Regions from separate parts of the Homo sapiens genome. Here all the other regions are linked to region 1. The links are chromatin loops, found by intact Hi-C in ENCODE. Cell type or tissue: PC-3. All regions are shown on one strand.

Evidence for each region. A loop is a pair of places that touch in the nucleus more often than their neighbours do. Peaks named below come from ENCODE experiments on the same cell type or tissue, not always from the same donor. Only the 100,000 strongest peaks of a DNase experiment are listed, where the experiment ranks them.
Region 2: it touches region 1 in a loop (2.7-fold over the local background); 7 of 110 quality-filtered maps call a loop at or near these places.
Region 3: it touches region 1 in a loop (15-fold over the local background); 101 of 110 quality-filtered maps call a loop at or near these places.

What each region holds. Positions count from the first base shown.
Region 1 is chr5:99,028,475-99,036,474 of GRCh38, reverse strand. No RefSeq gene overlaps it. Among named protein-coding and RNA genes, the nearest start is that of CHD1, 100 kb to the right of the region's middle. RefSeq lists an enhancer at 2,992-3,051. In PC-3, CTCF peaks have their summits at 3,606 and 3,805 (motif pointing right); DNase peaks (open chromatin) are centred at 3,064 and 3,804; H3K4me3 peaks cover 1,628 bases; H3K27ac peaks cover 881 bases.
Region 2 is chr5:98,970,892-98,978,891 of GRCh38, reverse strand. The region is part of intron 1 of CHD1-DT (CHD1 divergent transcript); the gene reads right to left. Among named protein-coding and RNA genes, the nearest start is that of CHD1, 46 kb to the right of the region's middle. In PC-3, no CTCF peak of the experiment used is centred here; a DNase peak (open chromatin) is centred at 3,451; H3K27ac peaks cover 452 bases.
Region 3 is chr5:98,901,298-98,909,297 of GRCh38, reverse strand. CHD1 (chromodomain helicase DNA binding protein 1) reads left to right here. Exons shown (of 36, transcript NM_001270.4): 3 at 4,200-4,401; 4 at 5,390-5,506; 5 at 6,334-6,398; 6 at 7,963-8,000. Among named protein-coding and RNA genes, the nearest start is that of CHD1-DT, 23 kb to the left of the region's middle. RefSeq lists an enhancer at 3,645-4,844. In PC-3, a CTCF peak has its summit at 3,242 (motif pointing left); a DNase peak (open chromatin) is centred at 4,317; H3K27ac peaks cover 3,335 bases.

The DNA of each region.
Region 1 (8,000 bases):
CAAGCCAGGATGGCTATTATAAAAAGTCAAAAAACAACAGATGTGGGTGAGGGTGTGGAGAAAAGGGAATGCTTATACACTGTTGATGAGAGTGTAAATAAGTACAACCTCTCTGGAAAATAGCATGGAAATTTCTCAAAGAACTAAAAGTTGAATTACCATTTGATCCAGCAATCCCACTACCGGGTATCTACCCAAAGAAAAAGAAATCTTTATCTTGAAAAGATATCTGTACTCATGTTTATTGCAGCATGGTTCACAGTAACAAAGACTTAGAATCAACCTAAGTATCTGTCAATGGATGAGTAGAGAAACTGTGGTATATGTACATACAATGAATGACTAGTCAACCATAAAAAAGAATGAAATCATCTTTTTCAGTAGCATGGATAGAACTGGAGGCCATTATATTAAGTGAAATAACTCAGAAACAGAAAGTCAAATACTACATGTTCTCACTTACAAATGGTAGCAATGTAACATGTACACATGGACATAGAGTGTGGAGTAAGAGACACTGGAGACTCAGAAGGATGGGAAGGTGGGAGGGGAGTGAGGGATGAAAAGTGGCTTAATAGGTGCGATGTACATTATTCAGAAGATGGTCACACTAAAAGCCCCAGACTTCACCATTATCCAAAATATCCATGTAACAAAACTGCACTTGTGCCCTTAAATTTATACAAATAAAAAAAGTTTTAGATGTACATACTTCTGATAGAAAGTAGATACAAAATCACCCATTATTTCATAATCAAAGAGTAATAAAATTACAATGTATGTCTTCTCAATATGTTTTTATATATGCATTTTTAACTTAATTTGTTTTAAAATTTTTACCAAAAAAGTCATATTATATAAATTTTAGCCTATTTTTCCCTTAGTAGTACATTATAATATTTTCACATATCAAAAAATATTATTCTATAATATGATTTTAAAGGAATCATAGTAATAATGGTGTTTTTAAGTAATTGAACAATATTCATCTTATGAGTAACTCCTTAGAGATAAAGCAACAGAAAGAATCCATAACAGCAAAAAGTGTAGTGAGCTTTTTATTTGTTTTTACATATCAAAGTAATTTTTGCCAAATGCCTACTGTTTGTCTTTTATGTACTGGGAAAACAAAGATAAGTTTTTAGAGCAGTTATAAGATAGGTAAGTTAGTCAAATATTATGTGATGGGTACTAAGACAGAGATAGTCCTACGCGGTACAGGAACACAGAGAAGAGGCCTCTAAGTAAGAATGAGAGTCACCTGTAAAGTGACACTAACTAAACTATTGAAGGACAAGGGGATTGGGAATTGCAGAACAAACAGCATAAGTAAAAGGACTGCCTAGAAACAGTCAATCATTAATTCACAAACTGGCTTGATCATAAAAATCAGTAGAGACTGCCAGGCACAGTGGCTCACGCCTGTAATCCTTGCACTTTGGGAGGCCGAGGCGGGTGGATCACCTGAGGTCAGGAGTTTGATACCAGCCTGGCCAACATGATGAAACTCTGTCTCTACTAAAAATACAAAAAATTAGCCGGGCGTGGTGGCGGGCACTTGTAATCCCAGCTACTCAGGAGGCTGAGACAGGAGAATCACTTGAACCCAGGAGGTGGAGGTTGCAGTGAGCTGAGATCACGCCCCTGCACTCCAGCCTGGGCAACAAGAGCAAAACTCTGTCTCAAAAAAAAAAAAAAAAATCAGTAGAGACATAAGCCCCACTCCTGGAGATTCCAATTTAATATGTTTAGGGTCAGGCCAAGAATCTGCATGTTTAATATGTCCCCAGAAATTCTTACATTCAGTCAAGGTTAAAAAACAATTCTAGTCCCTCCAACTGGAAACCTGCTTGTTTTACAATATAGCAGTAAGGAAGTAGCCATCCCTGAAGCTTGGAAAGTGGCCAAAGACAGAATGTGTGGGTTAAGCCTTGAAGTTTATCCTGAAAGATAAAGGACTGAATCTGAGTTTGCAGAGCAGATTAGCATTTTAGAAGGATCACTCTGTAAGAAACGGAGTATGATGTGTAAGGAAACCTTTTGAGGAGGCTAATGTAGCAATTTAGGTGAGAAGTCATTAAGACCTTAATTTAAAAAGTGGTTATGAGTTTAGGAAAGAGGAGAACAAGAGATACCAAGGAATTAAAAGCCACAGGGATTAGGGATTGATTGAGTATAAGTGAGAGTGACCTAGGAAGACTCCCAGGGAAGTGGATTGGGTGACTGGATAAGAGATATGCCATTTATGAAAATGTGGCATTCAAGTAAAGCGCAGGTTTGAAATACATAAGTTCACTTTTAGATATACTGAATTTTATTGGAAATTCAATCGTAGGTTCCATCGCAAACTCAAAACGAAGATTTGGCAGGAGGAAGTTTGTAATATAACAGTGATCGAAGTTGAACCCATGAGGAAGATAACACTTACTGTTTAAGCAGAAAAAAAGGGAACCTACAATGGAGACTAAAAAGAATTATCTTTTTTCTTTTTAAGGAAAGAATAATGCCACAGAAAACAAAGGAGAAGGACTCCAGAAGGAGAACTGCTACCGATAAATCAAACAAAATAAGGACAAAGCAAAGTTCCCTGAACTGTGCCTTATGGAATTCAATGGTGCAGGTATCAGGAGCATCTCCTCTGCACATGTTTCTGGTGGGCTTGGCCAATCAAATGTTTCCTTCCTAGGAGCTAAATCTTAAGTGGTGACACAAGGAGGAAAGGTAGTTGAACCTTAGTAAACATACATGATTATGCATGTCCACGGTTTCATTTCAGTGGTCCTGTACTTTCTGCCCTCAGGAAGCTTGACTGTTTAGTATTTTCTTCTGTTCTGCATTATACCAGTATATTTCCAATGAATATCATTTTTTCCATAAGTTGTTCTCAATTTGTTTCTTTGGCTTATAATTAGAGACCCAAAACTGCCAAGGTAATTTTACTTTTGCTTTCATTTTCAATAAGACAAACCACTGTTCTGTTTATTTTCTGAAGTAAAACAGGAAAGAGGGCGATGATTGATATAATAAAGTCATTGAGTACACAGAAGAGGATGGAATCCAATCTACAGGTTGAGAAATGAGCCTCGAGTTAGATGGGCACCTTTTCCAACAGGAAGGAGAAGTAAAAATGCCAATAAATAAGCGAATAAGTAAGAGGGAGAGGAAGGTGCCGTTTTCACTTTCTGCCCTTGCCTTTTCACAATGAAAAGGACAGAATCATCATTTGCTGAGTGTAAGAAGAGTTGGTGGTTTTGACAGTAAGGGAAGTAAATGTTTGGAATACCCACTGTCAGTTGATCAGAAGCACCTTCACCATAACTGAGGACTCAGCCTTGGTCAGAAAGCAACAACATACAGTGACATCAATTGGTATGGCTGTGTGATTTTTCTCCAAGAACTCTCAGCTGCTCAGTTCCAGAGTCAGAGAAACAGGATGGCTGGATTAAGAGTTGAAAGTAATATTGAAAGCATAATTTAAGTAGTGGACACCAGTGTGTGGAGCTGAACAGGGAAAATGGGAAGACAGAAGGAGACTAATTGATTAGGAGAAAATGGAGGGCTCAAAGCATATGGGGTCATGAGGTCAAAGGGCAGGCATAGTTCATATAAGGACCAGAAAGTTACCAAAAACAAATGGTGAGGAAAAGCAGATGTCTTGTCTAAACATGAAGCCTGTATCTGAATCTCCCTATGGATGGAGGGTTCACGTTTATCTACCTTCAGACTGCTCTACTCGGCTATCAGTCAGTCTTTCTTAGGATTCCTAATTTGTTTTTCTGACTTTCGCCCACAAGCTGGATGACCACTTGGTGGAGCTCCTGCAAAGAGAATGTCAGCCCATTGGTTAACAAGATACCCTGAAAAACGAGATTCCATAAAATTATGCAGTTCACTGTAGCCTAGTCCAGTAAATGGTGGACTGATTGAGAAATACTTTTTTAAAAAAATGTTGTGAGCTACCCTTTCCCTATTGCTTCCAACAGAATGACAGCTGATTCTGGTACTTGGAGCAACCAAAATTTCGGAAGGTTCTTTGATCTTAATGCAGCAATGAGTGTTCCCTCTACTGCTAGCCTAAGCCTAATCTAGTCCTTCATCAGTTGTAGAAATATAATATCTTTAAGAAAGGATAGGAAAAAGAGTCCATAATTAAGACACTGTTCCTTTAGGCCTAGCCTATTAATAATACCTTTAATCTACTTTACCTCGCGGGTTTAAAAATAATTCTGCCTGTTGCTTAGTGCCACCCATACTGCTGATGATGAACAATGATCTGTTGCATAAATTGCCACCTACCTTTTATTCTGTAGCAGCCATTCATTACAACTCTAAGGCCAGTAATTACCAGTGATGAAAGTGGCATTATCTGCCGTGACTTTCTGTTTGGTTTTACTTTGAAAGTGCCTTAGCTGGTTACCTTACTTGGATAGTGTAGACCGTTCGAGTGCCATAGACAACTTATTCTCCTATCCCTGGCATAGTCCCCCAAACAGTGCCTTCATTACTGCAAGGAGAGAGTGTGGCTTAATTACACTATATTCATCTCTATGACAAGCCAGACAACTCAAACCATAAGGTTTCATTACATGGTTCTTATAGTTTCATCACGGTTTATGACCAAGAGCACATACTTTCTAATGCAGTGTGAGAAAATCAAGATGTAGTTAGATTAATTAATTTGCAGCAAAATACTATCTGGAACATCAGGAAGACTGGCAGGTGCTTCCAGTTCAACTCCATGTCATAGATCAAATTATAAAATTTCAATAAGCAGTTTCTCTTCTTTTAATTGACAGATATAATGGTTACTTTTAGCTGTCATAGAATTGAATAAAAATCTGAGATAATAAGATAATAGGATGTTGACATGTTTTTAGGTGGCAAAAATAAACCTTAATATTGTGTCATCAATTTCTTCTTCTCTGCACCTATAATTATGCAGGCTGTGTGGATTTCATTCTTTTCATACTGATAGTGTTATACTATATTTGGTCACATTCCCCCTAAGATGATGAGGCTAGATTATAGATCTGGAGCAAACTTTTGCCCTTGGATTGTTGACAGGCACTGCAACTTAATTAAGTTGACATTTCTAGCATAAATTCCCAGAGATAGAAGACACCTCAGAGAATCTTTTATCTAACCTTCTGCCCACTATAGGAAATCTCTCCACAGCACACCCAACAAGTTGCTTTTCCAGTCTTCCTTGATTTCATCAGCATCCCAAATTATTCACTGGGTGTTTACTCATGGTTCTGCTTTCTTCTAGGAAACATACATACACAGAGTCAAATTTTCTACTATCAGAGAGGACAAAAGGGAAATGAGTTGTCTGACAGAGAGAAATGGGCAAGGACAAAGGGAAAATCATTAGTGGAAAGAAAAAGTAGCATTAAAGGGCAGTATGATGAGAAACAGGAAGAAGAGATGTATGCAGTTTAAGCAGAGCAATCACTTTCACTAAGCCCTTTTCATTCTCTTGCAATACTCTCAGGAATTACAGATTGGAAGGCACTGCACTGGTGTGGAAGTAGGCTGAGAAGAAACATGGGTTGGACACAGTGGCTCATTCCTATAATCCCAGCACTTTGGGAGGCCAGGGTGGGAGGATCACTGGAACCCAGGAGTCTGAGACTGACCCTGGCAACATAGCAAGACCCTATCTCTACAAAAAATTTAAAAGTTAGCCAGGCGCGGTGGCACATGCCCATAGTCCCAGCTTCTCAGAAGGCTGAAGTGGCAAGATCACTTGAGCCCAGGAAGATGAGGCTGCACTGAGCCATGACTGCACCACTACACTTCAGCCTGGACAACAGAGTGAGACCTGTCTCAAAAAAAGAAAGAAAAGAGAGAAGAGAAGAGAAAAAGAGAAGAGGAGAAGGAAGGGGAAGGGAAGAAACATGGACTGGAGAGAAGTGTCAATGTCATTATCAGAGCCTACACTGGCATTAATGTGACCAGTACTGTGTCTTTGTTTGGGGGTTAAGAAAGAAGGTCTACTTAGGTCAGTACCTAAGAAAGATGCATTCCTCTATTTGTAATGCTCACTTCTAATCTGTCACCTACCTGACCCACTAACTGTGGACCCACTAACTCTATTAACAGTAGGTATAATTGTATTAGTATAGATCTCTTTTTAAAAAGATGAAACAAGGGCTTATGTGCAAGGGATTATTTTGGGAAATGATCCCAAGTTTTAAGAAGTGAAGGGACTGGAGAGAGTAAAATAGGGAAGAAAGGAAAGCAGTATCAGGGGAAGAAGGTCTCAAGTTGAACATGACCACAGATCATGATCCATTGAGAATCCTCTAAAGATCCACACAGAATGAGCCTCAGAATTCTGCAAACAAGGGACAGAAGAAGGTGGCATTTATCCACTGGGTCTGTCCCTGATAGGTCACGATTTGCCTTAATGACATTAACCTCTTGTATACAATGTGTGAGGCAGATCTGTTACCTACCACAGACACCCCAGTTGCCCTGTAGAGTTAGCAATGGGGCAGAAATTAAGAAAAGCCAAGTGTGGCCTGGCACAGTGGCTCACACCTATAATCCCAGCACTTTGGGAGGCCGAAGCGGGCAGATCACTTGAGTTCAGGAGCTTGACACCAGCCTGGCCAACATGGTGAAACCCCCGTCTCTACTACAAATAAAAAATTAGCTGGGCATGGTGGCAGGCACCTACAATCCCAGCTACTTGGGAGGCTAAGGGGGGAGAATCACTTGAACCCATGAGGCTGAGTGCACTCTAGCATGGGCGGCACAGCAAGACTCCACCTCAAAAAAAAAAAAAAGAAAAAAGAAAAGAAAAGAAGAGAAAACGCAAGTGTAGGTTGAATAATGGACACTTCCACATTAAAGAAGACTAAAAAGATCTAAGAAGTAAATGCTATGTGTGATCCTGTTCAATTCTGAACCAGAAAAAAGTCATAATTCATAAAAGACATGATTAGAAAAATTTGCAAACTTGTATTAGGTGTATTGATTCAAATATTATATCAATGTCAAATTTCCTAGGTTTGATCATTTTACTACAGTACATAGATGAATATGCTGGTTCTTAAGAAATACACACTGACGTATTTAGGAGTAAAGGAGCATGACATCTGCAAGTCACTTTCAAATGGTCCTGTATATATGGGGGCAGGGTGGGAGAGAGAAATCAAATGTGGTAAAATGTTAACATTAGTGAATCTGTGTGAAGTATATGGGTGATCTCTGCACTATTCTTGCATCTTTTCTATAAGTTTGAAAATATTTGAAAGTAAAAAGTTTAAAAACTGTAAGCTCTGGACCAAAGGGAATTATAGCAAGGGTTCAAAAGACCTGAGCTTTAGTCCAAAGTCATTGATGCTTGTTGTTTCTGTTTTCTCATCCAGAAACTTTATAGAATTACTGTAAGAACTAAATAAAGTGATTTATGTAAAAGACGTTTGAAAGGTTTAAAATAACATACAATTGTGTAGTATTGTTAGAAATGGGAGTCTGACATTTGAAGACGGCTTAATAGGGTGTTAGATCATGTATCAGCTAAGCAGTGACAGACATATACAGAGAAACAGAAGAATGTGTGGGTTTATAACTTGAAAGTAGAGAGCATTTTAGGTCATTTTCAGCTACTAACTCCTTATTCCAAATTGGTACCCTGTAACAAACTTTAATTATCTACTGTATACTAGACAATATGTATATTGTAAGAATTGCAAGGATGAATGATTCATATTCTCAAGGAATTTAGAGTCTATTAGAGGATAAAACTACAAAACTAAAAATCAATCATATGATCTGTTAAGAAATGACTACAGAAACAAAAGTAAGAAAGCAGCAAATGTGAGGTTTGAGGATAGAGACAGAAGAATTTCTGACAGGAAGTAATTTTTGAATTGAGCCTTGATGAATGAGAATATCACTTAGAAATAAGAAAAGGAGGACCAGGTGCAGTGGCTCATGCCTGTAATCCCAGCACTTTGGGAGGTTGAAGCAGGCAGATCACCTGAGGT
Region 2 (8,000 bases), 58 kb after region 1:
AGGAGGATCCCTTGAGCCCAGGAGGTTGTGGCTGCAGTGAAACATGATGATGCCATTGCACTCCAGCCTGGACGATGGAATGAGACCCTTTCTCAACAAAATAATTTTTAAAATATTTGAGGAATAGTAAGTGAATAATAAAAATAATAATCAAAAAATATTTTAAAATAAAAATAAATAAATAAAAAATAATAAATTGGCCAGGTGTGGTGGTGCATACCTGTAGTCCCAGCTACTCAGAAGCCTGAGGCAGAAGGATTGCTTGAACCAAAGAGATCAAGACCAGCCTGGGCAACATAGTGAGACCCTGACTACACTAATAAATTAAAAAAAAAAAAAGGCCAGGCATGGTGGCTCACACCTGTAATCCTAGCACTTTGGGAGGTCAAGGCAAGAGACTGGTTTGAGCCCAGGAGTTCAACACCAGGTTGGGCAACAAAGTGAGACCCTCTCTCTAAAAAAATAGAAACCAAAACAAAATAAAATAAAACTTAGCTGGGCATGGTGGCACATGGCTGCAGTCCTAGCTATTCTGGAGGCTGAGGTGGGAGGATTGTTGGAACCAAGAATTTCAAGGCTGCAGTGAGCTACAATTATGCACTCCAGCCTGGGTGACAGCAAGACCCGATTTGTAAAAAAATAAAAAATAAAGAAGGTTGGAAGGAGAGAAGGAAGGAAGCCCTGTGTGTACAAATGATGAGACTGTGGTAGTAAACAAGAATTATGAATAATTACATTCTGTGTATCAAATGTTTGATAAGAAAAAACAAAAGAAACTGAATAATTCAAATTAGGAAGTGGAGGTAAGGCACAAAAAAAGAACAATTAGGCCCTTAATAAATAAAGTACAACTTTCAGAATGAGAAGCCAGGTGGAGTGGGTGAGGTGAGAAGCATTAGGTTTTAATCTGGGGGTAAACATATCTAACAGGGTGAGCCTGGCTGTGCTTGGTGACTCAAAAGATTTACCTGGCAAGGGAGTGAGGTGGAATGGGGCCAGCCAGTGGAAAGCTAGAATTTGTTCTGGCAGAATACACAAGGAAAGATTGGCTCTTCTGTTCTACAGCAAGTAGCTCTTCTTACAACTATGTGCTTTAGCTGGCTTCTAGGATCCCCGGAGTCCAGAAAGCATAAATGGAACCTGCTGTCTCTCTCTCCTAGCTCTATCAGGAAAACAGTCAGGATGCAACATGAGATCTATAAAGAAAGAGCCTAAATATAAGCAATGAAAAATAGGTTGGAGATATTTGAAAGAGGACGATGAGGTACTAGTCCACTAGATAATTTCCTGACTTGAAAAGGGCTCAGTGACCTGTTCTTAAGTTTTTTCAGGGCCCAGTGTGGTGGGCGAAGTGATGAGGTACTTTAAATTCAAGTCTCTCTTGCTGCAAATTGCCTGTAATTATGGCCATATAGCTTTTTCTTGGCCAACAACGGATTAGCCTGAAAGTACATTTTTGAGGCATGGAATCCTAAGAACTGTTTATCTGCTCTGGTGGTGGTGGAGTTGTAGGGCCAAGGAGAAAATACAAAGTTCACAGTTATTTATAAGACCATTTTGTGTGGAGAATGTTTTAGGGGAAAAAATGGCTTCTTACCTGTTTATATGGCACCATAATCCAATAAAATTTATAGATACCCACTGATTAAAGTTTCATAATGTTCTGGAAACTCTTTCCTAGAAGTATTGATGATATGTGAAAATACAGCAAGTTCTCAGACAACGAACTTATGTTAAAATGTTTATGTATTTAAACATATAGTGTAATACAACCAAATACTAAACATCAAGTATAGTATATTTTTTTCCTCAAACCCCCAAATTCCCAGGAAACGTCAATCCATAGAATACCTCTCTCTAAACCAATGGTATTTATTTTATTTTTTGAGGGATCCTAGGGTACCTTATGTTATGTTCAACTTTTGGATTCTTTCATTCAGCATTTAGGATTTTACTCCATATGTTAAATCTTGGAAGCAGCAAAAAATTACCTCTAATACAGCAGACTCATTATTTCATGGCTTTATTTTTCCTGGTCCCAATTCTCTACTTGCATTAGGCTATGGTCTCTTCACCACTTTCTAGGAAACCCCTTTCATGGCAGCATCTGTTCCTCTTCACCTAGGCAGTACAAGAAAGGATGTTGTTGTAGGAAATAAAACTTCATCCCTTCCTCTGGCAGTTATCATTCTGTTTCACCCTTTTCATCTGACAATTTTTCCCCCTTGTTCAGAGGGTCTCTTCCTTTTTTTCCCCTAAGTCTTCCAGTGATGTCTGTGCACTCAGTTTGAAGCCCAAATCCAGTGCATCCCTGAATTATGGTCTCACTAAATTTACAAATTGTACTTGTGCTTCCATGAAGTGGCTTGAGGGGAAAATGAATTCCTGTAACAGGTTTCTATCAACATACTCCTTTAAAGTGTGCACCCCCAATCCTGAGAAGAATTACAGCTCTTTTGCAGGAACCACGAGAGTTGTGACACATATCATTGTATAAACAGAGGCAGCTCATAGGCTCTGAAATTATTGCTTTGAAACTGTCCTCAACCAGCAACACCAGCACATGAGGGTTAAGAGAAGATTGGGAATAAAGGAACTACAGAGCTGCTTGAGAAGCTGTAAGACCTTTTCTAATATGTTCTCACTTTCGTATACTCTGGAGTGGCACTCACGCATGACATAGTCTGGGTTTCCTGCCCTAGACCCTAACAGATGTGGCTTTTAATGCTTGGGACATTAAAGACACACCCACATAGGGTACCTAACTAAAGACACACCCACATAAACAAGCCACAGCTTTCAGAAGAGTCTATGCTTAGGCATTAACATTCATGAACTCTGTTCTTCTAATGTTTGGATATAAAATATTATGTCTTGGGAAGTTGATGCTATGTGCAAAAAGATTAATTATCACGGTATCTAAGAGATAGCCCTCCTCTGGGGCATCCTCAAACTGAACAGCTAGGCAATTCTGTAGCCTCCATAAAGTTCATGAATGTTACTCACTGCCCACAAGCAGCTAACTTTTGTACGTAGTAGAACTGAAAGAAATTCAGGGCACCCAACATGGCAGGGCACTATATGCAATGAGGATTCCTGTACCAGGGTAGAAACTGATATAGTTGGGATGTTTGTCACCTCCAAATCTCAAGTTCAAATGTAATTCCCAGTGTTGCAGGTGGATTCTGGTGGGAGGTGTTTGGATCACTGGGGTGAATCCCTCTTGAATGGCTTAGCGCCATCCTCTTGGTGCTAGTCAGTTCTTGCTCTGAGTTCATGTGAGATCTGGTTGTATAAAAGTGCATGACATCTTCTCCCTCTCTCTCCATGTCACATGCTGGTTCTCCTTCACCTTCTGCCATGCTTGTAAGCTTCCTTGAGGCCTCACCAGAAGCAGATGCACTAGCATCTGCTTCTGTACATACCCTATGTGGGTGTGTTCAGTTCCTGTACAGCCTGCAGAACTGTGAGTCAATGAAACTTGTTTACTTTATAAATTACCCAGCCTCAGGTATTTCTCTCTCTCTCTCTCTCTCTCTCTCTCTCCTCTCTCTCTCTCACACTCTTTTCTTTTTTTGAGACAGGGTCTTACTCTGTCACCCAGTTGCTGACGTGCAGTGGTGCAATCATGGCTCACTGCAATCTCCGCCTCCTGGGCTCAAGTGATCCTCCCACCTTAGCCTCCTAAGTAGCTGGGACTACAGGTGTGCACCACCAGGATAATTTTTGTATTTTTTTGTAGAGACAGGGTTTCAGTGTGTTGCCCAGGCTGGTTTCAAACTCCTGGACTCAAGTGACCTGCCCCCCTCAGCCTCCCAAAATTCTGGAATTATAGGTGTGAGCCATTGTGCCCGTCTAGGTATTTCTTCATAGCAATGCAACAACGAACTAACACGGAGGCAAGGACTGAATGTAGATTACTCCAAAATGGCAGTGGAAACTCATAAGGCAAATTTCATGAGATTATAAAAAAAGTTCCAGGTGCAAATATTGTTCCAGATGAAGTTACATTCCAAACATTTGTATAAGCATAACAGTGAGGTTCAACTGTCTCCTGTCAAATGAGTAATATCCAGGAGTTTAGTATTTTAATAGGAACACTAAAGTTTAGTACTTCAATAGGAATATTTGTTCCTATTAAATAGTTATTGTGATATTCCATGATTTTATACCAGAAGGCTTTTTTTTCCTCTCTCCTGAGTGTATCTTCCCCATTATGAGTATCCTGTTACTTCAAAAGATCTTCCATTGATGAAACACTCCAGAATCAATTTTGATTATTGGCAAGCCATGATTCTTCCAGGATCTTTTTTTAAAATACTGGCTTTTTATATATTCACAACTATAAACATGTAATTTACTTTGTGTATTACAAATTTTTATTCTCTATTTACGTATCTTAGTTCAGTGCTTAATAACATTAGTAGCTTTGCTATGTGATCTGCTTGATGAAATATTGATTTGGGGTAAGTGTTCCCAGACCATCTTAGGGCATTCTATTAATATGTTCTGTTCTTTCCTCCTCCTTGCCAGGATTTCACATTTCATCTTAAAGGATTCACTGGTTCACTTCTACTATGTAAAAATGTCTTTATATCTTATATTCCCATTGTTACAATAAAAGTTTATATTATAGCAGTTGATATGCAAAGTATGTTAAGCAAATTGCATATTAGATGTTTTATTCAAATGTCAAAGTAAAACTTTGTCAGTTAAACAACTCATAACAATACCAATAAATTTCAAGTTGTCAAATTGTATGTATTGTTAAGAATTATGTCCCATTACATGGGCAGTAATCTTTTTTAAAGCCACAGAGCATGGAAATGTTTGTCTAATAACTGAAACATATGTAGCCTTCTAGCTATGTAGCAACAGTTGCCACTTGATGTTTTCCTGCATCCTATTTTCTTTTTTCCAAGATAGATATTTTGACAGAAGTGACGAAAGTCTCATCTTTCAAAAATTAAAATCACGATGTTTAATAAAACATGTTTAATGTTATTTAGAATCAACGTGATGAATTTATTCTATAAGTGTGTTTTGTTTTGAATGTTTGAAATTTTCAGCTAACACCATTGGAAGCACATACAGTTAGACTGATAAAATATTGGTAGGTTTTTGGTTTCAGAGGAAACAAATACAATTTTTATGTGACTTTGAAATTGCGAGGTGCAGTGTAGCTCATGCCTACAATCCCAGCTACTCAGGAGGCTGAAGCAGGACTGCATGAACCTAGGAATTTGAGATCAGCCTGAGTAACACAGAGACCTCATCTTAAAAAAAAAAAAAAAAAAAAAAAATTGGCATGGTGGTGTGTGCCTGTAGTACAGAAGGCTGCAGTAAGCTATGACTGAGCCACTGTAATCCAGCCTGGATGACCTAGTGAGACCCTGTCGCTAAAAAAAACAAAACCAAAAAATACAAAACAGGTTCACATTGTACTATTCTTTTCTTCTTCTTTTCTCCTTCTCTTTCTCCTTTCTCCTCCTCTTCCTCTTCTTTCTTCTTCTCCTTCTTCTTCTGCTCGTCACCCTCATCCTACCACTTCTCCTCCTTCTTCCTTCTCCTCATTCTTCTTTTCTTCTTCCTTCTCCTTCTTCTTTGCCTTCTCCTTCTTCGGCAGGGTCTCACTCTGTCACCTAGCACAGGTGCATGCCACCACATCTGGCTAATTTTTTTATTTTTTATTTTTAGAGATGGGGTCTTGCTTTTTTTGCTCAGGCTGGTCTCAAACTCCTGACTCCAAGTGATCCTCTCGCCTGGGCTTCGAAAAGTGTTGGAATTACAGGCGTGAGCCACCATGTCTGGCCTGTACTATTCTTTATACAGTATCTATTAAAAAATTATAATGCTTCTTCCTTCTTAATGTCTCATGTGTCATATCTTTTTTTCTCTTCCCATTGACATACCTATTAAGCTAGATACCAATAACTTTAGATCAGCGTAGCTACTGTAGATTTCTCATTAATCTCTCTGGTTATCTAAAAAATTTAGTCTCTTGCATATAATGGCTTTAAAATCTCTTAAAATTTTCTTAAAATTTCTGAAAATTATTTTTTCATTAGACATTTTCTTATTCACTAACTTGCTGTTCCTGGCCAAAGTAATAATTTCTTGTGAATCATATCTTGCTCTTTTTCTAACCCTGGCTCCTACCAAGTACGCTCATCCTAAATAAACATTTTTTAAAATTAATGACTTAGGGCCAGGGGTGGTGGCTCATGCCTGTAATCCCAGCACTTTGGGAAGCTGAGCCAGGTGGATCACTTGAGGTCAGGAGTTCAAGACCAGCCAGACTGACATGGTAAAACCCCATCTCTACTAAAAATACAACAATTAGCTGGGCATGGTGGCCCATGCCTGTAATCTCAGCTACTCGGGAGGCTGACGCAGAAGAATTGCTTGAACCCGGGAGGTGGAGGGAGGTTGCAGTGAGCCAAGACCGTACCACTGCACTCCAGCCTGGGCAACAGAGTGAGACCCTGTCTCAAATAAATAAATTACATTAAATAAAACAAAATTAATGACTTGGATCCATGTGCTGTGGCTCATGCCTGTAATTCCAGCATTTTGGGAGGCTGAGGCAGAAGGATCACCTGAGCCCAGGAGTTTGAGACCAGCCTGGGCAACAAAGCAAGACCATGTCTTTAAAATTAAAAAAAATAAAGTTAAAAGAAATAAAAGAGAAAAATAAATAAATAAAATTAATGACTCTAAAATTATTCTGAGTGGTGCCAGTACATAGCTGAAAGCAAGTGATACTGCAAGGGAAAAAGGAAACCAAAGAAAAATAATATGTAATAAGCTCTTACCTTATCATGTCATGTATTCCTTTAAACAACCCATGAGCTGGATATCATTATTCTCGTTTCATACATGAGAAACAGGCTAAAAAGTTAAGCGATGATCAAGTACACGTAGACTGCATATGGCAAGCCAATAATCAAAGACAGGTTGACTAAAACTTCTTGCCTCTTTCTCTGACCTCGCGTGGTGCCATCTGCGTTTTGAATTGGGAGTATTAAGTTTCTCTGCTGAGAGAGAAGAGGGAATTCCATGCTAGGCAGAGGGAACAGTATGAACAAATAGTTATGCATGTATATGCAACGTTTAGGAAAATCTGAGTTGTTGACCATTGTTAGAACACAGTTCCACCATCCCTTCCATTGGTGAATCGGGTAGAAAGACTGGGGAACCTGCTTGTGGTCTGGAGTGGGACATGGGACTTGGGGCAGAGGGTAGAATTACCCACCAGACAGCCATGGTAGTATGTATGTTACCAGGGTATTCTGGAGCAAGGTGAACTATCCCTTTTCTTTTCCTCAAAGGTAACCAATATTCTAACTTCTAAAATTTCATTTCTGAGTATACATTAATAGAATCATGCATTTATATTATTTGGTGTCCGGTATGTTTGTGGGACGCATTCACATTGTGTACATAGCTATAGTGTCTTCACTTTTACTGCTGAATGGTATTTTGCTCCATGAATATGTCACATATTATTTATCCATTCTAACTCCATTGGGGTTGCTTGCAATTTATAGCTAGGATAAATAATACTGTTAAGAACTTCCAGTGTAGCTTTGATATGCATGTTTGCATTCCTGGTGGGCGTATCCCTAAGATTTTAGGAGATTAAAATTTTAGCAGATTAATACTGTTTTTGCAAAGTTGTACCAATTTATAGTCCTACCAAAAGTGTGTGAGAGTTTCAGATCATCAACAAATTACCCAAATCAACTTTTTATCTTTTTCAATAGAGGTAGGGTCTCTCAGGCTGGAGTACAGTGGTGTGATCATAGCTCACTGTAACCTTGAATTTCTGGGCCAAGGAATCCTCCTACCTCTGCCTCCTGAGTAGCTAGGACTCCAGGTACATGCCACTATGCCTGGTTAAGTTTTTAAAAATTATGTTTTAATTTTTATGTAGAGACAGTGTCTTGCTATGTTGCCCATGCTGGTCTTGAACTCCTGGCCTCAAAGGATCCTCCTGC
Region 3 (8,000 bases), 130 kb after region 1:
ATACAAGGGATAGAAAAATATGTTAAATGATAACACAAGGGTGCGCTTAGCAAAATCTGGAAAGCAGAAGAGTGGAAGAAACAATTATGAGACTAAAGGGATAGCCTGATTGGATATTTAATATTCAGTGTACTTAATTTAATGTTTAATAATATTAAATATCTTTAATATTAACGAAGTGATCTTTTAAGAGATATTGGTATTGCAAATGTTTACAAATAGTTTCTTAGTTGAATCAAGATTGGTATGAGTTGCTAATTGTGGAGCTGGGTGATAGATTCATGATAATTCATCATATTGCTCAGTTTATATTTGAAATTGTATATTAAACTTGAAAAGACACTTTAATTTGAATTACTATTTTATCTTTTAAATGTGGTATTTCTCCTTAATTTACCCTAAGAAAACACTATAATTTTATCACAGTACCTATTAATGGTGGTTTTTCTTTCGTGAATTGAGGAAAAGAATTCAATGGGTTTATTTATTTATTTATTCCGTGGGTGTATTATCTGAATTAAGAATTCAGTGTTTTTAGCAATCTACCTACCACTTTAATACTGTTGTGCTGGTGAGATTTAATACACTTTAAGGATAATTCAAGTGTTGTACAGATATTTCAGTTTTATAAAAGATTAGTAATACTGGTTATTACCTAAAATAAAATATTAATTGGAGATCAGAGATTTAATAGCCAAATTTGTGAGTTTTACATAAAATATGTAAAACTGTGTCCCCTATATCTCTTTGATTTACTTATTTATTCATCTATCCATGAAACATTGTACTCTTCATTTAATGCTTGACATAAGAGCAGCAAAAAGCAATCCCAGCGCTCAAGGAACATAAGGTCTTAGGTAGGGTACCTGAAAACTACAGTGATTATTACATCGTTTGCTCATAACCAAGATAGAGGTATATATTCCAGAAGTTTTGGGAGTGCTGTGGAAGTAAACCTGATTTAACGTTGGGTTGGGATAGAGTTGGCAGAGATTTGCTGGAGGAGTAGCTGTGAGGTGGGACTCAAAAAATTACATAATAAAAAGAAAAGAGAAGGAATGGTACAAAGGCAGGAAGTGGAAAGAGTAAGTGGCTTTTAGAGAATTACATGTAGCTTGCCATAGCTTGAACTTAGGGATTTAAGTGAGCAACTAGTTGAAAATAGATTGGAGAATTAGAGAGAGATCCTGAAAGGTCTCATAGATGTTTGTTGAACTTTGTTATAGAACAGAAGACAAAAAAGAAAGGCCACCATCAGCTTTTTATTTTAGAAAGAGCATTTGCAGCAGTAGGTGGAAATAAAATTACTTTATTAGGGAGAGGCTTTTCACCTATTTTAGCTCAAAGTTTTAAGTCTAATTTTTTTTCTGGCCCCATGTATATTTTTCTTTCATTTTTAAAAATCTCTTTTTAAAAAAATCATGTAAAACATTTACGTAATTCTAAAACTGAAGACTCATTTCAATTGCTGTTCCTTCTACTCTTCCCTCCCTCTCTTTAGGCCATCATTTTCAAATTAGTTGGGTTATTCTGCCATTGTTGCTTTTCAAAAAATACAAGCAAATATATATAAATATTTTTCTTTCTTATGCAAAAGAAACATTCTATAAACATTTGGTATCTTTTTTTCACTTAAACTGTATCTTAGATCATTCTATAGCAGTAAATAAGATATTCCTTACTCTTTTTGCTTTTTTTTTTTTTTTTTTGAGATGGAGTTTTGCTCTTGTTGCCCAGGCTGGAGTGCAATGGCGTGAACTTGGCTCACTGCAACCTCCGCCTCCAGGGTTCAAGTGATTCTCCTGCCTCAGCCTCCCAAGTAGCTGGGATCACAGGCATGCGCCACCATGCCCAGCCAGTTTTGTATTTTCAGTAGAGTCGAGGTTTCTCCATGTTGGTCAGACTGGTCTCGAACTCCCGACCTCAGGTGATCCGCCCCCCTCTGCCTTCCAAAGTGCTGGGATTACAGGCATGAGCCACCGCTCCCAGCTCTTTTTGCATATTCTTTATCGTACTAAAGAACAACTCAATAAAATAAATACTTTATTCAGTATTTCTAATACCCAAGGTAAAGACATTCTAACAATAAACCTGTGCAACTAGAGTAGCATAGCCTCGGGCTGTTGCTTTTATCTCCAGCCAGTACTACTGCCTAAAGAATATGAAAGGAAAGATTTCTGTATTCATTTAAGAATTTTGATTTGTTAACAAGCAGTTTTTACTAGCTATGCATCTGGAATGACTAATGACTAATGAGAATTACAGGCCCACAATAGCCCCCACAATTTAATCATTCATCTGTCTACTGTTCACATATTTATTGAGCACCCATCTGTGTGAGGCACTCTGCTAGGTATTCTGGAAAAAAATTGAGTTTCATAAATATCCATTGTGTCATAGATACAAATTTAAGACATCATGAGGTCTACTTGTTAACCTTACTGTGTATGATCTCTACTTTCAAGATCTTCAGAGGAGATACTTTATTGCTACTAGCAGAATAATTTAATAGAACTCACATTCCTCAAAAGAAAGAGATACTCTTTTATTTCTTTGCTGAAGAATTCATTTAACAGCACTTTCTTCTAAGTGTTTTCTGACTACTGTACCAAACTTGGTTATATCTTTAGTGCTCCCCATACATGGGAATCAGTTGTCTTAAACATAGCAAAGAAGGATATTTATTCATTTATATGACTGTCTCGAGGTTAAATAGTTCTTTTGATGATAAAGACTTCATCTCATCTCAGTCTGTCCCCAGTGCCTAACACATGATAGTTCTCAATAAAGTTTATTGAATAAATGAAATATTTTGCTTACCTATTATGTTAAGGGAAAAATAAAGTTGTATGTCAGGAAAAAAAATCTTTTAATATCCTTGCTAAAATTTCTCGCAAGGTATGCAAGTAAAATATGGCCTTAAAAATTAAAATTTAATATGCTGTTTTTGGACCTCTAAACTATGTGACCAGAGAGGAGACATGATGGCAAAAATGATCTTCATAGCATATGCCTTTAAGAAGCAAATTTTAATTTACTGTTTCTATGAATACAACATTTATTCCATTAGATTGAAAAACACAACAATGCTTATTCATACTTTAAGCATTTATATATCTCACCTGTAGAATCAAAATTCTTCCTGCAAACTTTTATTTCTCTGTTCTCATGCAGAAATTACTAAATTCTTGCTCTGGAAAAAGAGAATTACTGTGTTGTCTTAGAGTAATACCTCCATCTGGTGGCATTTTAGAAAATTACAGAAGAGGACAGGAAACTTGTATTTTCTTGTATATCTGTAAACTGTATTACCTGTGGTTTCTCATAAAGCCAAATGAAATTACATCAAAAGCGGAGTCAACCATATGTACCAGAAATTTAATGCCCTAGTTTTCAACATATAAACAAATGACCTTGGGGATAATTATATAATCAACTGTTTAGTCCAGACTATTTCTGCTCTATCTTGGACTAAAAATTAGAAATGGAAAAAAGGATAGTTTATGAAATGTCAATTGCTTTTTTATGTGTGTGTATACACGTTAGGAAATATGAGAATTTGCTATTTCAGATTTATTGCTACAGATCCACAAAGAACTTATTAATAAGTGATTTTCTCAGACAAGCAGTGTTACTGATTTTTTAAAATAAATTATATTTTATCATAGCTCGGTTATAATAAATTATGTTCTCCTGGAGTGATAGAGATGGAAACTTGAAAACAAGCAGAAACTACAAATAAATTTCTGCCTGTTACTGTAAGAATTTTTTTTAACACATTTAATCTTTTCTTCACACATTTCTTACTTTATTATTGCTAGAGCTTTATAAAGGTAGGTACCATGCCTTCAACTTCTTGACTTCTCAAAGTTTCTAACCCAGGATTTTGTACTTAGTAGATTTTGCATATTGTCTTAGAAGAAGATTACAATCTTATTGCTTATGTTTTAGCCATAAAAATCTATAAAATATGTCATAAATCTATCAAGTATGTAATAATCTATCACGTATAAATAAATTATCAACTATGGCAGTTGTTACTATAGATTAAATCAATTCCTTTTTCTTTTTTTTGGCCAAAGATAGTTGAAATATTAAGTATGAAGTAAAATTTAATGATTTGGGGCTTTCTGCTGACGTCTAAGAAAAATTAAATTCCTAATGAATTTTGTTTGAAATTGTTTATTTTCAAATTATAGCCAGTCGGATGATGATTCTGGGTCAGCTTCAGGCTCTGGATCTGGTTCGAGTTCTGGAAGCAGTAGTGATGGAAGCAGTAGCCAGTCAGGTAGCAGTGACTCTGACTCCGGATCTGAATCAGGCAGTCAGTCAGAGTCTGAGTCAGACACTTCCCGAGAAAACAAAGTTCAAGCAAAACCACCGAAAGTTGATGGAGCTGAGGTAATCAATAAAATACCCAATGAAAGGTAGATTGCTTGTATTACTTTGGGAAAATTTAGAGGATTGGTTTATACCATTCTTAATCTAGCTTTTAGAGAAGACAACATTTTAAATTAAAATTTACTTTTAGTGATTCTCACATTCATGGTGGTACACCTGTGGACTAATTGGCTTGGAATAGATGCATTTTCGAACTAGAAAACACAAAGTGTAAATTACACACAGGCAAATAAAACGTTTTCTGCCTCTTAGGCAGAAATTGAGTTTCATAAATATCCATTGTGTCATAGATACAAATTTAAGACATTGTGAGGTCTACTTGTTAACCTTACCGTGTTATGATCTCTACTTTCAAGAGCTTCAAAGGAGATACTTTATTGCTACTAGCAGAATAATTTAATGGAACTCAGATTCCTCAAAGATAATGATGGAATAGGGTAAGGGGCTATTCTGTTTGGAAAAAACTACAAGAGATACAAAAACTTGTCTATACTTCGTGGTAGTATACAGTGTTACTCAGAGTACCAGTCTGTGATGAGATAAGATGCTTGAGGGCCAGAATATAAATCGACACACAGATTCCTTCATAGAGAAAAATGTTGCTACCGGCCCCCCGCTCAAATCTGAGCTAAAACAATGTGCCTAGTGACATCGTTGACGTATATTCTGACTCAGCCTCTTCACCTCACACTGATAAAATAGGTAACCACACTATGAGTAGCACTAATACAAATAATACTCTTAGCATCAAGAGGATATTGATTAATATTGTCTGTGGAACTCAACACACCATTTTTTTTTATACATAACTAGAGCTCAGCATTTTATTTAACTATATTGCAATGATAATTGTGTTACATATAGGTAAGGAATATAGTCTTTATTACTTTGAGGCAGTAAAGATGGTGGTATAGTTTTTCAATAAATTAACCTTTTTTTGCAGTTTTCTTAATACTTCTTCATTCACTGGTTTATATTTCTATTATAGTTTTGGAAATCTAGTCCTAGTATTCTGGCCGTTCAGAGATCTGCAATCCTCAAGAAGCAGCAACAGCAGCAGCAGCAACAACAACATCAAGCCTCATCTAATAGCGGATCAGAAGAGGTGCATTTTCATCATGAGCTATTATTTTAAAAGTGGACATGCTGCTGAATCAGTTAACTAGTATTTGTGAAATTATTAAAAATAATAAGTGCTTTGAAAGAATAAGTAGGAAATACTTTAAGTGTATATATCAAGAATCTTGAAATACAGATTTTGCATTATCCAGTAATTCCAATTTTAGGGATTAATCCAAAATAAGCAGTGGGACATTTGTGTGCATTTGCTCATTACAGCAAAATTAGAAATAAACTAAATGTGAACTCTGTGGGAAATAATTAAATGTGATATGCACCTACACGCATATACATGTATGAATGAAGGAATATTATATCATTAAATCATATTTGTACGAAATAATAACAGAAATCTCAACATAATATTTTTGAAAGAGTAGATGGCCACTATACACAATGTAGTTTGTGTGTGTGTGCAAGCATGCATACATGTATGTTTGCACAAAAACATTCAGGAAAAATTATAACAAAAAGTAATGGTGAAGAAAAAATTCAAAATTTGGCATGTTGGCACCTAGGATTTCTTGTTTTGGCTATACTAGGCAACAATAATGGTCTCCAGTGAGGGTAGATTTTAAGGTTTCATACAAAGTGCTGACATTTTGCTATTTACTTAATTTCACTGGCTATATTAATTTGCAATAAAAATGTTATTACTTTCAGCTAGTTAACATAAATAAAACTACATTGAAAAAAGGCTTCACAAGTGCTGTTATTTGTAAAGTGAATGTTAAATAGTATAGCAAATAAAAATTTAATATGGTTAAATTCTAATCATTAGTGGATGATACTGACTTTATTTCTTTTCTACAGGATTCCTCTAGCAGTGAAGATTCCGATGACTCATCAAGTGAGGTCAAAAGGAAAAAGCATAAAGAGTATGTCATTTTGTTCAACTGACTACTTCATTTTAGAAAAATCCTGATTATTTCATATTTCTTTCTTTATGAAAATTGTTGCCAAAAGGAGACTCTTCTAAATTCTTAGTTCATGGCATTTTATGAAGTTAATTTACACCATTACACAATTTAAAGATAAATCTTTAACATTTATCTTTCTGTGACCACCTGAGGGTATTATGCCATTTCTTTATCTCCTGTAACTCCCCCTATATATTTTTAAACTTTAATGATCTCCCTAGTTGTAATATCAGAAAATCTTAATAACTTGGGAATATAGGAGTATAGGGATGACAGGATGACTGATTTTGGATGGTTCTTATAATTATATTAATAGCTATCCTTACTATTCAGTTGCATGTGAAATTTACTTCATACCGTAGAACTCATTTTAGAAACTCACTGTAATTTCCTAAAGATCTGGACCCAGAAAGTATTAAGAATACTTCAGATTCTCAATCCATGTTTATTTTAATGATTTGGAAACATTATTCCATTTTCTTGTCTTTTATTTTCCTATTTGCCTTTGATATTCTGCATATTAGATTTGTTACTTATTTTTCCCAAAAAAAGATTCATGCATTTTTAATGCGAAGATTTGTATCTTTTATTAGTCTGTTCTATCTTTTATTCTGAAAATTCAATCATTTATCTTTGGATTTTTTTTCCTTTCTCTTTCTACAAATCTCTCTGGTCCTCCTATTAATAGATGTATATTGGATCATCCAGTTTTTTTTCCATTATAAAAATACACAACGGAAACTTTTTTTCGGTGTGCAAGCCCTGAAAAGATCTCAAAGTAAAAAATTTGCTTCTACTATGTTTTTATCATAAGCAGATTTTATCATATATGCTTGTTTATGTAGCCTTCATCATAGTTACAATTGGTGCAAAAGATACAGAGCAATGAAGCAGAAGCATAGCTGAAATAGGATATAGTGTATTTGTAAGAATTCAATGTGTGCCTTTCATTTGAACTTCTTATGATAGCAAAATATTAACATCCATTATTTTTCTCTACATGTTGATTGGAATGAAATAGACTTAATAGACTAAAAATAATAATACAGGTAAGGTACTCAGATTGAATATTTGAGATGGTACTACTGTTGCTCTTTTTTTTTTTTTTAATTTTTCTATGTTTCTTAATGAACGTGCACTATTTAAAAAATCAGTTTAAACAGGTGTTTTTCAAAATCACAACCTCTCGAGGATTAAAATGGCATGGATTAGTATCTCTTTTTTGAGAGGGCAAGTAGAATAATTTTATGAGATTTTCATCTATAATGAAAATTAAAATATCATTTATTTGCTGTTCACTGACGTATAACTAAGTGATTAGCAAAACTAGAGTTGTGAGAGAAGTCTATGAAGAATATTTTCCAGAGTGTTTTTGTTTTATAAATATTTCATTTTTAGCATGAGTAAAAGCAACAGTATTTTTGATAGCGAATATAGTTTGGTTGATTTGATCATCTTTGTATTAGGGATAAAACTTGCCATATAAGTACAAATAAAAATACTTTATAAATTTTGTCTGCAGTGAAGATTGGCAAATGTCTGGGTCAGGATCTCCATCTC